Regions from separate parts of the Homo sapiens genome. Here region 2 is linked to region 1. The links are chromatin contacts, found by Hi-C or POLR2A ChIA-PET in ENCODE. All regions are on one chromosome and are shown on one strand. The core of a region is the stretch at or near the end of the contact, and the rest is flanking DNA. Distances in the headings are between cores, read along the strand shown.

Evidence for each region. Hi-C counts contacts between places; a loop is a spot of excess contacts on that map. ChIA-PET counts read pairs that join two places held with the same protein, here RNA polymerase II (POLR2A). Pooled maps may share reads with other maps.
Region 2: a loop to region 1 is called in a pooled map, with 2.4 times the contacts of the local background. The contact joins the enhancer-like site here to the promoter of KIF3B in region 1. A Hi-C loop is called at or near these places in 3 of 50 pooled maps. POLR2A ChIA-PET finds 5 or more read pairs at or near these places in 2 of 52 experiments (Panc1 and activated naive CD4-positive, alpha-beta T cell).

What each region holds. Positions count from the first base shown.
Region 1 is chr20:32,273,074-32,281,003 of GRCh38, reverse strand. It overlaps KIF3B (kinesin family member 3B), which reads right to left and starts at 3,353. Exons shown (of 9, transcript NM_004798.4): 1 at 3,239-3,353. It overlaps LOC124904885 (a long non-coding RNA gene), which reads left to right and starts at 3,461. Exons shown (of 2, transcript XR_007067561.1): 1 at 3,461-3,700; 2 at 5,362-5,585. RefSeq lists silencers at 2,978-3,157, 3,178-3,337 and enhancers at 2,991-3,501, 3,548-3,597.
Region 2 is chr20:32,150,857-32,158,786 of GRCh38, reverse strand. TM9SF4 (transmembrane 9 superfamily member 4) reads right to left here. Exons shown (of 18, transcript NM_014742.4): 12 at 7,912-7,930; 13 at 3,601-3,684; 14 at 818-993; 15 at 273-336. Among named protein-coding and RNA genes, the nearest start is that of TM9SF4, 45 kb to the right of the region's middle. RefSeq lists an enhancer at 5,647-5,941 and a silencer at 5,647-5,941. Within about 2 kb of position 3,471, at least 20 of the 41 ENCODE cell types and tissues checked have a DNase peak (open chromatin) inside an H3K27ac peak, as active enhancers do.

The DNA.
Region 1 (7,930 bases), core at 2,104-4,603:
ACAGAAGTCTAGGGACACAACAAAACAGATTAGAATCAGTGGCTTCACTCTGCAGCCAAGGCAAACATAAGATATGAATTCATTTAAAGATGTCAAATGCAGTAATTTGCAAATTAAGCTCTGAGTTCCTCGAAGGATATGGAGATGGGATTGACCTCCACATCCTCCATGTGCCTAGCATAAGGGGATTTAGCAAATATTTACTGAATTGGATGTTGAGCTACTAAACCTAACGTCCTACCATCAGCTTTCATCTTTCTTTCTTTTTTTTTTTTTTTTTTTTTTTTTTGAGACGGAGTCTTGCTCTGTCGCCCAGGCTGGAGTGCAGTGGCGCAATCTTGGCTCACTGCAAGTTCCACCTCCCCGGTTCACGCCATTCTCCTGCCTCAGCCTCCCGAGTAGCTGGGACTACAGGCGCCCGCCACCATGCCCAGCTAATTTTTTTTTTCTTTTAGTAGAGATGGGGTTTCACTGTGCTAGCCAGGATGGTCTCGATCTCCTGACCTCGTGATCCACCCGTCTTGGCCTCCCAAAGTGCTGGGATTACAGCCGTGAGCCACCATGCCTGGACAGCTTTACCTTTCTTTGCAACCCATTGTGGCACATGATTACAGGTTCCTGGGGCCAACTGTATAAAAATATCAACATTTATATAATGCCATGATGGCTACTGTTTCATGCTTGCAATGACATTATGGTTGACGGACCTGGTATTATCACATACTTTAATTTATTCTTTCACCAACCATACACGGAAAATACAGCACAAGCACCACGTTAAACCCAAATAACGATAGCTAATGTTTACCAAATATGCTGGGCACTTCACATATATTAAGTTCAAATAAATCCTCAGAACAGCCATACATGATAATAAGGCCACAGGTAATAAGGCCTATTACTATCCCCATTTTACAGATGAGGAAACTATACCACCAAGGGGTTCAAAATGAACTATGAATAATTCTTCCTCACAGAGCCCCTTACCAAAAAGTCCTCTCATCATTTCAGAGGTACTGAGCATCATTTCAGAGGTAAAGTAGCACCTCTTTGCTCAGTAGCACACAGCTTGGAAGTGGCAGAGCCAAGATTTTAGTCCAGGTAGTCTGATTGCAAGCTTTTAACCACAACTGCATAACAGCACTGAAAGGGCCTTCAGTATAATCTAGCCTAGTCCCCTCATTTTAATGAGGAGGGAATGAGGGACAGAGAAGCCCTCTTTTAAAGATTCCAGCTCTCAGGCTGGGCACAGTGGCTCATGCCTGTAATCCCAGTCCTTTGGGAGGCCAAGGCAGGCGATCACCTGAGGTCGGGAGTTTGAGACCAGCCTGACCAACATGGAGAAACCCCATCTCTACTAAAAATACAAAATTAGCCGGGCATGGTGGCACATGCCTGTAATCCCAGCTACTTGGGAGGCTGAGGCAGGAGAACTGCTTGAACCAGGGAGGCGGAGGTTGCAGTGAGCTGAGATGGCACCATTGCACTCCAGCCTGGGCAACAACAGCAAAACTCCGTCTCAAAAAAAAAAAAAAAGATTCCAACTATTTTCTGAGATCCTCACTTTGGGTGGTATCTATTTAAATAAAGCTTTACCTGAGATCTTGTTTCCTTGCCTTTTAACTTCTAGCCAGTTAAAAGTAACAAAAGAATACCCCTGTGGCCTTATAATAGCAACTGTTGCAAAATCAGAGGCAACAGTGAATGGGGGATAAAATACAGGATTTACCTAGAAACACGTCCACTTCCATCACTTAATAGATACAAGATTCTTAGGCAATGACTGGGTGTGGTGGCTCACGCATGTAATCCTAGCACTTTGGGAGGCCGAGGCAGGTATATCACTTGAGGCCAGGAGTTCGAGACCAGCCAGGCCAACATGGTGAAACCTTGTCTCTACTAAAACTACAAAAATTAGTGGACGAGGTGGTGAACATCTGTAGTCCCAGCTACTCGGGAGGCTGAGGCAGGAGAATCGCTTGAACACACGAGGCGGAGGTTGCAGTGAGCTGAGATCGCGCCACTGCACTCCAGCCTGGGCAACAGACTAAGACTCTGTCTCAAAAAAAAAAAAAAAAAAAAGGATTCTTAAGCAGGTCCTTCCCTTTACTTTTCTGAACCTCAGTTTCCTCATCGGCAAAATGAGGATGACATCACCAGGCACCTGGCAAAGTCTACATAAAGATTAAATGAAATAATATGCCTGGTAAAGTGCTTCTTAATCATATGCTTGTAAATAGTTATTACTGCTTTAAGCACTTCCCAAAGGACACAAAGATGCCTTTTTTCTTCTGGAAGGGTCAACGAAGCCCAGGTAGAAAATGAGACCATGACCCCAGCTATCTACAAGGGGTTGACCTCAAAGAGTTTCCCAGGACTACTTGTAGAAGTACCTCCCTTGCTCTGAGCAGAATGGAGAAGTAAAACCGGGGTTGGGGGTTGGCATTGCAGTAGGACTACCCATATGAGCTGGCACTCTACACACCTACACCTTACCTGTCCCAAAGTCATCTCCTCCTGGAAGTCTTGCCCTCCTACCCTGGACGCCTCATAATAGCTGGTTGAGCACTTACTATGTGCCAAGCTACTTGACATACCCAGTCTCACTGATTTCCACAGTAGTCTATTACCTCATTTCACAGATAAGGAAAAGAAGACTCAGAGAAATTAACTTGCCCAGGGCCACACAGTTACTAAGTGGAAATGCCACGTCTCTAACTCGCTCAGACTTCAAACTGCCCTCTTGGTCTCCCATCTAGGGTGCCCTAAGAATTCTCCCTCTCCCCATTTAGGGCACTTTCACATACACTTCTCATTATCTTTACCACTCTGAGCAGCAATGTTAGGACCCCATTGAATAAACAGGTCAGCTAAGGCCAGGGAGGTGAAAAGACTTGCCCAAGGTCACACAGCAAGCCCAGCACAGCGCCGAGGTTCGGACCCCAGGCTCTCGCTTCCCCGCCCTCCTCCCAAACTGGGGCCCTGACCACCGCCTCAGGGCCCCCAGGTGGGCTGCGACCCAAGGTGGCCGTGTCTGGGGGTCGGGCCGCGACCCTGCCAGGGGAAGGAGGGGCAAGGCCGTCCGGACTACCAAAGGATGCCTAGGAGGCAGGGCAGAGGATGCTCCGGCTCGCGGGACAGCAAAGCCAGGCAGAGGCGCGGGCGCAGGTCGCAGGGAAAACCCCAGGCGGCCACAGGATTAGCCCTGCTCGGTGGGCGCCCGGCCCCTCCGACTCACCTGAGGCCCGAGCCGAAAGCGGGCGGCGGCGGCGGCGGCGGCGGCGGCGGCGGCGGCGGGGGCGGCGAACCCCTGGCTCAGCCATTCCCCGCTGCCCCGGATGGGGAGAGACAGTGGCCGCTCACTTCCTTAGCAACCTGGCTCGGCGACCCACTTCCTTAGCAACCGGTGTCAATTTCAATAACTTTATTGGCACACGAGCAGAGGACAGGGAAAGCCGGCTGGAGGGGTCTGGGCGGGGCTCAGGTCGGTGCTGGTGTTTAGCGGGGGCCCAACACACCTCGGTCTCCTCACCCACCTAAGCGGGGAGAGTGGCGCACAACGTGGCCTGACTCCATCCTCTGGTATCTCGTGCCTCAGTTTCCCATCTGTAAATGGAACACACGCGATTTCAGCCGCCGTTCAACCTTTCTAAAAGCTTTCACATCCATTATCTGACTGGTGTCTCAAACTGCTACTGAGGTAACTCCCATTTAGGGTGCCCCCAGTGACTCAATACGAACACCTATAGGCACCCTTGTTGTAGCTTTCCTGTCCTTCACCCAATCCAGTCAGTCACAACCGCCCCAGGCAAGGCCAGGCCACGCTCATCTCTAGCCTGCCTGAAATATCTGGTCTGTTTCCATTCTTTTGTCCAGCTCTGTCCGAACAATCCATTTTCCATAAGGTGGCCAGAGTAATTATTTAAAACAGATCATGCGGCCAGGTGCGGTGGCTCCCGCTGTAATCCCAGCACTTTGGGAGGCTGAGGCAGGTGAATCACCTGAGGTCAGGAGTTCGAGACCAGCTTGGCCAACATGGCGAAACCCCGTCTCTAATAAAAATACAAAAAATTAGCCGGGCGTGGTGGCGCATGCCTGTAGTCCCAGCTACTCGGGAGGCTGAGGCAGGAGAATCGCTTGAACCCGGGAGGCAGGGGTTGCAGTGAGAGAGATGGCACCACTGCACTCCAGCCTGGGCGACAACAGCGAAACTCCGTCTCAGATATAAAGATTAAAATAAATAAATAAATAAATAAATAAATAAAACAGATCATGCCACTTTCTGATTAATACTCGATTTAATGGAGTCTCATTGCTCTTAGAATCAAATATGAAGTCCTTATTACTTCCTGCAAAATTCGTTAAAACTCTATTCCAACCACACTGGCCTAGAAGGGCAGGTTCCAACCCCCATGGAACTTACACCTGCTGTTCCCCACTAAATAGAAACTGCATAAGAGCAGTCTTTTATTTGTTCACTCTTGTATCCACCATGCCTGGAACCAAGCTTAGTCAATAGTAGTTGCTGAACAAATATGTTTTGCTCCTTGAATAAATGAATACCTGAGATGGTCTTCTTCATCTGCCTACAACTACTTTTTGCCTGTTGTGGCAGATATTGCTACTTCCTCTCAAAAACGTTATTTCTTCCTGCTCCTGGACACACAACTAGACAGTATTTCCCAGCCTTCCTTACAGTTCAGACCAAGTTCTGGCCAATTAAATGTGATGTGTGCTATTCTCAGGCCTGGCCCATTAAAACTCCCACATAATTTGATTTACACTTTCTCTACAGTGAAGAAGTTTATTTTTAAATAAAATAATAAAGGAAATACCAAAAGAGACTGCACCCAGCCTCTTTTGGTATTTCCTGAAGCTAATAATTGCCTCATTTTTTCCCCCCTTTCATTAGCTTTCTTTGCAGATATTGTTAATTTTTTCCTATGTGGTTAATAAATTAGACAAAATAATCAGCAGTGATTTTTCCAGATGTGTAACATAACAATTCGGCTAGGCATGGTGGCTCATGCCCATAATCCCAGCACCTTGGGAGGCTGAGGCAGGCAGATCACCCTGAGGTCAGGAGTTCAAGACCAGCCTGGCCAACATGGAGAAACCACGTCTCTACTAAAAATACAAAAATCAGCCAGGAGTGGTGGCAGGCACCTGTAATCCCCACTACTTTGGAGGCTGAGGCAGGAGAATTGCTTGAACCTAGGAGGTGGAGGTTGCAGTGACCCGAAATAACCCTATTGCACTCTAGCTTGGGTGACAAGAGCAAAACTCCATCTCACAAAAACAACAACAACTTAAAAAAAAAAAAAAAGTTCATGAGTTCTCTTTTGTTTTTTTCTCCTGAAGGCTTCAGCTCTGATCTGGACCAGTGCTCTCCAGGCCTACTGCACAGCTGTCATACTGAACTTTCCTATATCCTACACCTGGTTGGGATTCCCTGTGCCCTGGACCTTGTGTCTCAAACTTCTAGATTGTGGATTTACTCTGTCATCTCTGTGCAGCACATCTTTCTGTAGATTCCTGAGAAAGGTTGCAAAGAAGCAAATATATTTAGTCCTTGTATGTCTAAATATGCATTTATACTGTTTTCACACTTGATTAATAGTTTAGCAGGGTATAGAAATCTAGGCTGAAGGCCAGGCGCCATGTCTTATGCCTGTAATCCCAGCACTTTGGGAGGTCGAGGCAGGCAGATCACCTGAGGTCAAGTGTTTGAGACCAGCCTGGCCAACATGCTGAAACCTTGTCTCTACTAAAAATACAAAAAAAACATTAGCTGGGCATGGTGGCACATGCCTGTAGTCCCAGCTACTCGGGGAGGCTGAGGCAGGATAATCACTTGAACCCAGGAGGCAGAGGTTGCAGTAAGCCAAGATTGCACCACTGCACTCCAGCCTGAGCGACAGAGGGAGCCTCCATTTCAAAAAAAAAAAAAAAAAAGAAATCTAGGCTGAAAATTATTTCTCTCAGAATTTTTAAAACATTGCATTATTGTTTCTAGTATCCAGATTTAAGACATCTAATGCCATTCTTAATCCTGTTGCTTTATATGTGTCTTGTTCTTTTTTTATTTTTAATCTTTGAAAACTTTTAGGCTATCATCTTTATCCATAATGTTGTATTTGATGATGACTCCCCTCAGTGAGGCTTTTCCTCACTTGTGTTAGCTGGGCCTTTTCAATCTGGAGACTTATATCCCTCTAATCTAGGAAATTTTCTTGTATTATTTTTTCGATAATTTTCTCCCCTCCTATTTTTTTTTCCCCTGAAACAGTGTTGTGCTATGTTGCACAGGCTGGAATGCAGTGGCATGATCATGGCTCACTGCAGCTTCAAGTGATCCTGCCACCTCAGCCTCCCGAGTAGCTAGGACTACAGGTGCATACCACCATGCCTGAGTAATTTTTCTATTTTTTGTAGAAATGGGGTCTCACTGTGTTGCCCAGCTGGTCTCAAACTCCTGGGCTCAAGCAATCCCCCTGCCTCGGCCTCCCAAACTGTTGGGACTACAGGAATGAGACACCAGACTTGGCTCTCCCCTCCATTTTTTTCTCTTTCTGGAATTTCTCTTAGTCAGAAGTTATACTTTCCAAACTGAGTTTCTAATTTTCTCTGTTTTTCTCTTATTGTCCCTCTTTTTGGCTCTTTTGTTCTACTCTGTGGGAGATTTCCATCCATATCTTTATTTTTAGTGTCTATCTCTTCTATGGAAGAATCTGGGCTCACCTTTTAGTCATCAAATCAATATTCCCTGCAGACATTTGGGTCATAACTTCCTCCCCCTGTTAAGTCAGTTACTACTTCCCCTTCTGTCCCTGTTTTCTAAAAACTTGCTGAAATCCCTGGGCCACTAATGTCTCCTTTTCATTCCTATTCATGTTCTGGGTTAATACATTTTTTATTCCTTATTGCCATATAGATGGGGTTCGAGGGAGAAAAAAATAAATACGCATCATCAATCCACTATGTTTAACTGGATGTGTTTACTGCTATTTAACAAAAATGTATTGTGTTCTTCAAAACAGCTAGAAGACCTGAAATGTACCCAACACATAGAAATGATAAATACTTGGGTGATAGATAACCTAAATACCCTGACTTTATCATTACACATTCTATGCATGTAACAAAATTGCACATGTACCCCATAAATATGTACAAAAACTATTTAAAAATTTTTTTAAACAGGTAGGTAAAAGGTATGAACAGATAGTTCAGAGAAAAGGAATAGAAAATATTGCTTTTAAACATAGGAAAAGGAAAGATACTTATGCTTACTCATATTAAAGAAATGAAAATTAAAACAACTTTTTTTTTTTTTGAGACAGAATATTGCTCTGTTGCCCAGGCTGGAGTGCTGTGGCGCAATCTCAGCTCACTGCAACCTCTACCTCCCGGGTTTAAGTGATTCTCATGCCTCAGCCTCCTGAGTAGCTGGGATTACAGACATGTGCCACCATGCCTGGCTCATTTTTGTATTTTTCAGTAGAGGCAGGGTTTCGCCATGTTGACCAGGCTGGTCTCGAATTCCTGACCTCAAGTGATCCACCTGCCTCAGCCTCCCAAAGTGCTGGGATTGCAGGCATGACCCACTCACTGCACCTGGCCGAAAAAAGAACTTTGGTAAGGCATTGTTGATGACGGTCTGGTCTTGATTCTGTCCTTAGCAAGCTGAATAAAGCTGTGTATTGAAGTGGGATTAGTAGTAGTAGCTGTACAGTTGTAGGGTGACTAACTTGTTCTAGTTTGCACAGGTCTGTCCCTGTTTTAGCACCAAAAGTTCCATGTCCCAAGAAACTCCTTAGTCCAGGCAAACTAGGATGAGTGGTCACCCTAGTATGATGGGGTAACTTCTATATTACCAAGTATGTTTCCACTCCTGGCATTTCCTTTCCATACTGTGTCCTCTTTTCCA
Region 2 (7,930 bases), core at 2,222-4,721, 120 kb after region 1:
CTGGTCTCGAACTCCTGACCTTGTGATCCACCCACCTCGGCCTCCCAAAGTGCTGAAATTACAGGTGTGAGCCACCGCGCCCAGCCTCATTTCACTTTCAATGCTGCCCTGAGAGGGAAGGCTGTTGTCCAATTTCAGGGTGAAGAATGGGGCTCCGAGAGGTGAAGTGGCCCATCTGAACTTTCTCAGGCAGTAGGCAGCAGAGCACCCGAGTGGAGTGGGAGTGACCCGGCTAGCATGGGTGGAGGGGTGGGGGAGGCACCAGTACTCACACTGAAGATGAAGAAGAGCTCGATGAACATGGCGCCGAAGGGCAAGATCCCAGCCATGAGGATGCTGCCACAGAACGAGAGGTTGACATTGTTAGAGACCAGGCCACCAGGAAGCCCCAAGCTCCTTCCCAAGCTGGCATGAAGAGAGAGCACCTACACGAGTGTGGTGGTGCTAATTCTTCTGGCATATTTCTGTACTATTATAATCTCTTGAGAGGTAGGCAGGGTGGGCATTATTCTCCTCATTTTATAGATGGGCAACTGGGGTGCAGAGAGGTGGGGTGACTTGCCCAAGGTCCAAGTGATGGTCTTAACCTGTCTCACTATACCCTTCCATCCTTCCCCTTCCTTGTCCTGGTTCCTAGGATGACACCAAGTCTGCCTACAACCTGGTCACCTTGATCTTGGAGTGAAGTTAAGCTTTCATAAACTCTATTAGAGCCGGCTGAAGCGGCAGGAACTCTGGTTGCCGCACCCTTCTGGTGGCGGAGGGGGGCGTACCCTCTTCCACGTTCCCCTGCTCTTGCCTCTGCTGGAGGACTCACCCCACAAATCGGTTCATGTACCACCGCTGCTCGGGGATCTGCCGGGGAATCTGGTTGGTGCGCACAGGGTTGTCATATGGCTGCTTTCGGAAGCCGAAGTAGTAGCCCAAGTAGACGAGGGGCAGGGAGATCCCGAACCACATGCACAGCAGAGCCACCATGGTGGGAAAGGGCACCTGTAGACATGGCACCATGAGGCCCCCACGAGGCCCTGATGCCCGGGATGGGGGCTGCGCAAGGGGGAGGGGACCTTCTGGGCTCCACAGAAGGAGAGGCGACTTGTGCAGCAGAAGCACACTCCCTGCCCCCACCACAGGGCTCCTGGCCAGAATCTCTTGAGGCTGACCCCAGCCCTGATCTGGACTCCCAGTGAAGAAGGCACCTCAGCATCCCAGAGGAGCTCACCATCCAGGGAGGAAGTAGGGGAGGAACAGGAAGGAGTGGACTGAGAACGTGAAGAGATGAAGAGGTCAAAATGAAGAGATTACATGTGGCACATTATGTGAAGAAAAGAAGGGAAAAAACAACACTGTACAAAGTGCTCCCAATCTTGTCAGAATAAAACTACATGATATACTATTAAGTGTAAAAAGGAGGCTATAAACTATGTGTATAGAAGGATTCCATTTTAATAAAAACACAACATAGTCGGTCCTCTGTATCCATGGGTTCTGCATCTGTGGATTTAATCAACTGCAAACAGAAAATGTTCAGGAAGGCCGGGAGCAGTGGCTCATGCCTGTAATACCAGCAGTTTGGGAGGCTGAGGTGGGCAGATCACTTGAGGTCAGGAGTTCAAGATCAGCCTGGCCAACATGGTAAAACCCAGTCTCTACTAAAATTACAAAAAAAAAATTAGCCGGGCACTGTGGGGGGCACCTGTAATCCCAGTTACTTGGGAGGCTGAGGCAGGAGAATCATTTGAACCTGGGAGGTGGAGGTTGCAGTGAACTGAGACCTTGCCACTCCACTCCAGCCTGGGTGACAGAGTGAGAGAGTGAGACTTCGTCTCAAAAAAAAAAAAAAAGAAAATGTCCAGGAAAAAAAAAAATACAATAAAATAAGCTGGGTACAGTGGCTCACGCCTGTAATCCCAGCACTTTGGGAGGCCTAGGTGGGCAGATCACTTGAGCCCAGGAGTTTGAGACCAGCCTAGGCAACACAGTGAGACTGTATCTCTACAATTTTTTTTTTTAATTGCCGAGTGTGGTGGTGACACCTGTAGTCCCAGCTACTCAGTGGGGCTGAGGTGGGAGGACCACTTGAGCCCGGGAGGCAGAGGTTGCAGTGAGCTGAGACCACAGCACTGCACTCCAGCCTGAGCAACAGAGTGAGACCCTGTCTCAAAACAAACAAACAAAAAATACAACAATACAAATTAAAAAACAATATAGTATAACAACTATTTACATAGCATTTACATTGTATTAGGTATTTTAAGTAATCTAGAGAAGAGTCAGAATATACAGGATGTGTGTACGTAAACACTATGCCACTTTATATATGGGACTCGAGCATCCTTGAATTTTGGTATCTTCAGGGGTCCTGGAACCAATCCCCTATGAATACCAAGGGACAACTGTATCTATTTATATTTGTGCCTGGAAAGGCCTATACCAAAGAGCTAACAATACTTCCTTAGATGGGATATGGGGGATTAGAACTGATTTTTCATTTTCTTCTTTATCCTCTTCTCTACACTTACTTTTTACAAGAATCACATAAAAAGAAATATATATATAAAGTGTTTAGAACAGTATTACTACAAAGCAAGCATCATATAAATGTTTGCTGTTATTTTATAAATTTTAAATTATGTAATTCTTTTGTAAGTATATCTATAAAAAGGAAAAAAGACAACATATATTAAAGACCTACATTGTATTTATCTCTGGGTGAGCAGATTTGGGGTTATTTTAAATTTCTTCTTTAACTTCTCTGCACTTTCCAAAATTTCTACAGTGAATGTTTATAATGAGCAGCTGGTAACTGGGAGGAAAATGCTCAAAGGGAGAAGGAACACAGGGATAAAAAAGGTGAAGTGAGAGGAAGGGCATGACTGTGTCTTGAGGGTGGCTTCCTAAGTTGCTGGGAAAGAAACCCCTCCTCTGTAAGCCTGGACGTGAAGCCTCATGCAAGGACCTTTACCGCCACCCCCAGGTGGAGGGCAGAGGGCTCTACGTGCTAAGGCTAGGATAGCAAAATGCCTGCCACATCTCAACTGCAGTCCTGCTAATTGACCAAGACCCCACTCCCCCTCCCCACAACTGAGTTCAAAATCCTCCTCAGTGAGTCTTGGACAGCTGCTAGTAACACACTGGACTGGGGCTGGCAGGATTCCCAGCTCTAAGGGTAATACAACCTGATCCTTCCTTTCCTCTCTCCTCCACCTGCAGGGGCTGGTGCTGAGGGGCAGGGACACTGAGGAGGACAGGCTTGCTTTGGGATAATGACCTAATAAACTCACACTGGGCAGCTCACTCTTGGTTAAGACAAAGGGAAATTCCCCAGTTGGCCGCTGGACTGTGGAAACCTCCCTTTAGAGAAGTGGGCTTGGGTCAGTTGACTGAAAGATCTCACAGGAAGGCCAGGGCCAGGGCATGACACACCAAGGGCAGGGCTGGGGAAACCCCAGCTGGCCCTCTGCCCTCATGGCTGGGAACGTAACTCTGGGGACTCAGAAAAGGGAAGGGAATGGCAGGAAGTGGCTTTTGGGAGTAGGGCTGAGTGCAACTGGTCCTCGCTTGCTGGGGAGGGGCTGGAAGGGTAGGGGAGGCACTTACCGCTCCTGATGAGTGCTTTCCCCAAATGAAGCAATTCAATACGAAGCAGATGCCAAAAACCACACCAGGGTACAGAGTTGCCGTCTGGAGCAAGAGGGGCCGGGTTGAGGAGCAGCATCCAGGGACCTCCCCTACCTGTCCCGGTGGGGCCCCCAGACCAGAAGCTCTTAAGCCCTCCTTGTCTTTCAGACTCTGCTCAAGCATCATTCCTTCCAGAAAGTATTCCCTGACCCTCAGACTGAGCAGGACTCTGTTCTATGCCCTCTCAGGTCCCTAATACTGCCCCTTCTTGCTCTCATCCCAGTTCGTAATTACATATTTTGGCTACCTGATCAATATCCGCCTATCCCCAAAAGACTGTGAGCTCCTTGGGAGGAGTGTGTCTACCTTGTTCTCTGATGTACTCTCATCACTGAGAACACGGTAACTACTCTGGCCAGGCGTGGTGGCTCATGCCTGCAATCCCAGCACTTTGGGAGGCCGAGGTAGGTGGATCACCTGAGGTCAGGAGTTTGAGACCAGCCTGGCCCACATGGCGAAACTCCGTCTCTACTAAAAATACAAAAAATAGCCGGTGTGGTGGCTCATGCCTGTAGTCTCAGCTACTCGGGAGGCTGAGGCTGGAGAATTGCTTGAACCCGGGAGGCAAAGGTTGCAGTGAGCAGAGATCGTGCCACTGCACTCCAGCCTGCGCGACAGAGCGAGATTCCGTCTCAAAAAAAAGAAAAAAAGAACACGTTAACTACCCAATATATACATATGTAAAAAAATTTTTTTTTTGAGGGGGAGAAAAATTACCTCCAGAATCGCTTGAGCTCAGGTGTTTGAGACCAGCCTGGGCAACATGGTGAAACCCTGTCTTTACAAAAAATTAGCCAGGCGTGGTAGTACGCACCTGTGGTCCCAGCTACTTGGGAGGCTGAAACAGATGGATTGCTTGAGCCCGGGAGGCAGAGGTTGCAGTGAGCCGAGTCATGCCACTGCACTCCAGCCTGGGTAATAGAGCAAGACTCTGTCTCACACACACACAAAAACCCTAAAAAACAACTTTAACAAAACACGTATGTCTGGGCCCCAACCCAAACTGCCTAGAAGGATGGTGAAGCTCTGAGTCTTGGGGTGGCAGATGCTGGGTTCCTATGTACCTTGTCTCACCTAATCCTCACGCAAGTCTGGAAGGAAAGTCTACCATTATTCCTTTTAATGAGGACACTGAGGCCTGGCGATGTTAAAGACAACCCCTCACCACCTCCACGTCACCCAGCCTCCTGAAGGTACAGCAGAGGTATAAACGCAGGCAGTCTGACCCCAGAGCCCATGCTCCTGACCTACTGCAGTGTATTCTTGCCAGTCAGAATCTCTTGGGTGGGGTATAGGCACAGGGATTCTAGTCTAGTCAATGCACCAGAGTTACAGTTGAGACTTTTTCTTCTATTTTCTTCAGAGACAGGGTCTCACTCTGTCACTCAGGCTGGAGTGCAGTGGTGCAATCATAGCTCACCGCAGCCTCAAACTCCTGGGCTCAAGTGATCCTCCCACCTCACCTGCCTGATTAGGAGGACTACAGGCACATGCCACCACATCCAAGTAATTTATTTTTTGTAGAGACAGGGTCTCACTGTGTTGCCCAGGCTGATCTCAAACTCCTGGGCTCAAGTGATCCTCCTGCCTCGGCCTCCCAAAGGACTGGGATTAGAGGCACAAGCCACCACAACCGGCATGAACCTTCTTGCCACACTGATCACCAGGCCAGGGACTGCTGTGGCAGCCTGAGCATCCAGGTGGGTCACTAACCACAATGACGAAGGCCCTCCGGAACCTGATGCTCAAACCTCCATTGCCAGTTTCATCTTTGGCTCACAGCCCTGCACCCAACAACTGGTCACTGTTCCTGCACATTCCTGTCTCTGGGCCTTTTTGCATAGGTCATCAACACCTCAGAGGATCCATTTCCTGAGGGCTAATGCTATACCAAGGTCCTTATGTGCAGTTAACCCTAGCTATCTTCATTGGAGAGATGGGGAAACTGAAGCTCAGAGGGCTGTTGAAAGTTATCAACCAATGCAGAGCCAGACTGGGATCTAGGCCATTCCAGAACCTTAGGCCCCACTGCTGGCTGCGTCCCTTCATCTGAAATCCTCCTCAAGGCCCGGCTCAAAGGTCACTTCCTCCCTTCCTTTGTGTTCCTGCATGACTCTGTTGTGTAGCACAGAATTCCTCATCTGCCTTCCTGGCTGAAATTTACTAACTGGGCACTGTGCTAGGTAGGAAAAAAAGCTCCAGGGAGAAAGGCAGACCCCTATGTAGAGAACAACACACCTGCCCCTACTTAGCTCTGCCAAGTGCTACTTAGGTCTCATGAGGGCTCTGCCAGGCTCGGGGTAGGAGGTGGGGGAGGCGGCAGCCTCTGGAGGACTGATGCAGGAGCTAAGACTTAAAGGATGAGGTGACACCAGCCAGGTGAGAAGAAAGGGTGGTGTGGCCCAGGCAGAGGGGATGGCACAGGCAAGGCCGTAGGAGAGTACACCCACACTGCTGCAGGCTGTTGGAGATGACCCCCTGTGGAAAGGCACCAGGGAAGGGTCAGAATCTTGTAGGGAGACCACAGAGGGCCAAGTGAGAGGCAAAGATGTCTGAATCCTTGAAGATGCAGAGATGGGGGTGGGAGGGGGTGGAATTCACGGAACATTCACAGAACATTTGGTAGGAAGATCCTTAGCACTTGATGTCTGAGAAGGAATGAGGCATGAGGAAGGAGGAGGATAGGCAGCTTCAGGTTTCTGGCTTGGGGGGCCTGGATCAATGATGGGCTCACTAGATGCAAGGGGTGGTTTGGGGGAAAAAGACTGGGTTTGATGTAGGATCCATCGAGGGAAATCCTGGAGGGTATCTGGTGACCTCTCCAGGGAAGAATCTTGCCAGGAGGGAGTGGTGAGTTTTACTCCTCTCTAGATCCCTGGCTCTTGGCATATGGTGGCCAGAGAAAAATGCTCAAATCATCAAGAATTCAGGAAGTTGGCTGGGCGTGGTGGCTCACGCCTATAATCCCAGCACTTTGGGAGGCCGAGGCGGGCGGATCATGAGGTCAGGAGATCGAGACCATCCTGGCTAACATGGTGAAACCCCATCTCTACTAAAAATACAAAAAAAAAAAAAAATTAGCCAGGTGTGGTGGTGGGCACCTGTAGTCCCAGCTACTCGGGAGGTGGAGGCAGGAGAATAGTGTGAACCCAGGAGGCAGAGCTTGCAGTGAGCCAAGATCACACCACTGCACTCCAGCCTGGGCAACAGAGCGAGACTCCGTCTAAAAAAAAAAACAAAAAAACAAAAAAACAAAATTAGCCAGGCATGGTGGCACATGCCTGTAATCCCAGCTACTCGGGAGGCTGAGGCAGGAGAATAACTTGAACCCAGGAGGTGGAGGTTGCAGTGATCCGAGATCGCGCCATTGTACTCCAGCCTGGGCAACAAGAGCAAAACTCCATCTCAAAAACAAACAACAACAATAAAAAAACAAAAAACAATTCAGGAACCTTTCTTTGATCCTCCCAAAATAGTCACGGTCACAACTTTTCTTTACCGAGGGCTTACTTTGTGCCAGAAGCGTCGCAGCCAGAACTGATACAGCCTGAGCTCTCCTTGAGCTTTTGACAGCGGTGAGAATGGCTTCAGAATCCTGGGCCCAGAGACTTCTCTGAGTGTGGGCACCCAAGAGTCTTCCTAGTCCTCTAAGAGACTCACTCGCTCTAGGAGAAGGGGCTCGGGGATCCCTGGGAGGTGAGGTCAATCTCGAGACCCCCTCTGGTTGCTACGCGCTTTTCTGCTGCCAAGAACTCTCCTTACCTCCAGGAGGCCAGAGAAGGGCAGCAATCCTCACCAAAGAGAAATGCAGGCACCAGCCTGGAAAATGGGCTGACAGGAACTTGGGTCTGGCCTCTTCAGGCTTAGGCAGGCAATTCCCTCTTTACTCAGGGTGTTCTCTCAGCTGCCCTGCTATTCTAAATCTTGTTATTCTGAATCCCCTATTTCTTCTCTTGCTTGAGCCATCAGACAATGTCAGCTAAAAATGACCTAAGTTCAAATCCCTCATTTTACAAATGGGGCAGTGGAGGCCCTGGGAGGTTCTGCTGCGAGCCTGTGGGTAACAGCCTGGGATTCCTGCCCTTGGACCTGTGCTGCTCCTGCTATGTCTTGCTGCTGCTCAGCTTCTGGCCCAAAAATCCCCACCAGGACCTGCCTACCTTCTCCTGAGGAGCCCAGGAAGAAGCTTCTCTGCTTCCCACCAAACAAGAGAAGGTTTAGGACACTCACACAGAAGGCTCCTTTCTTC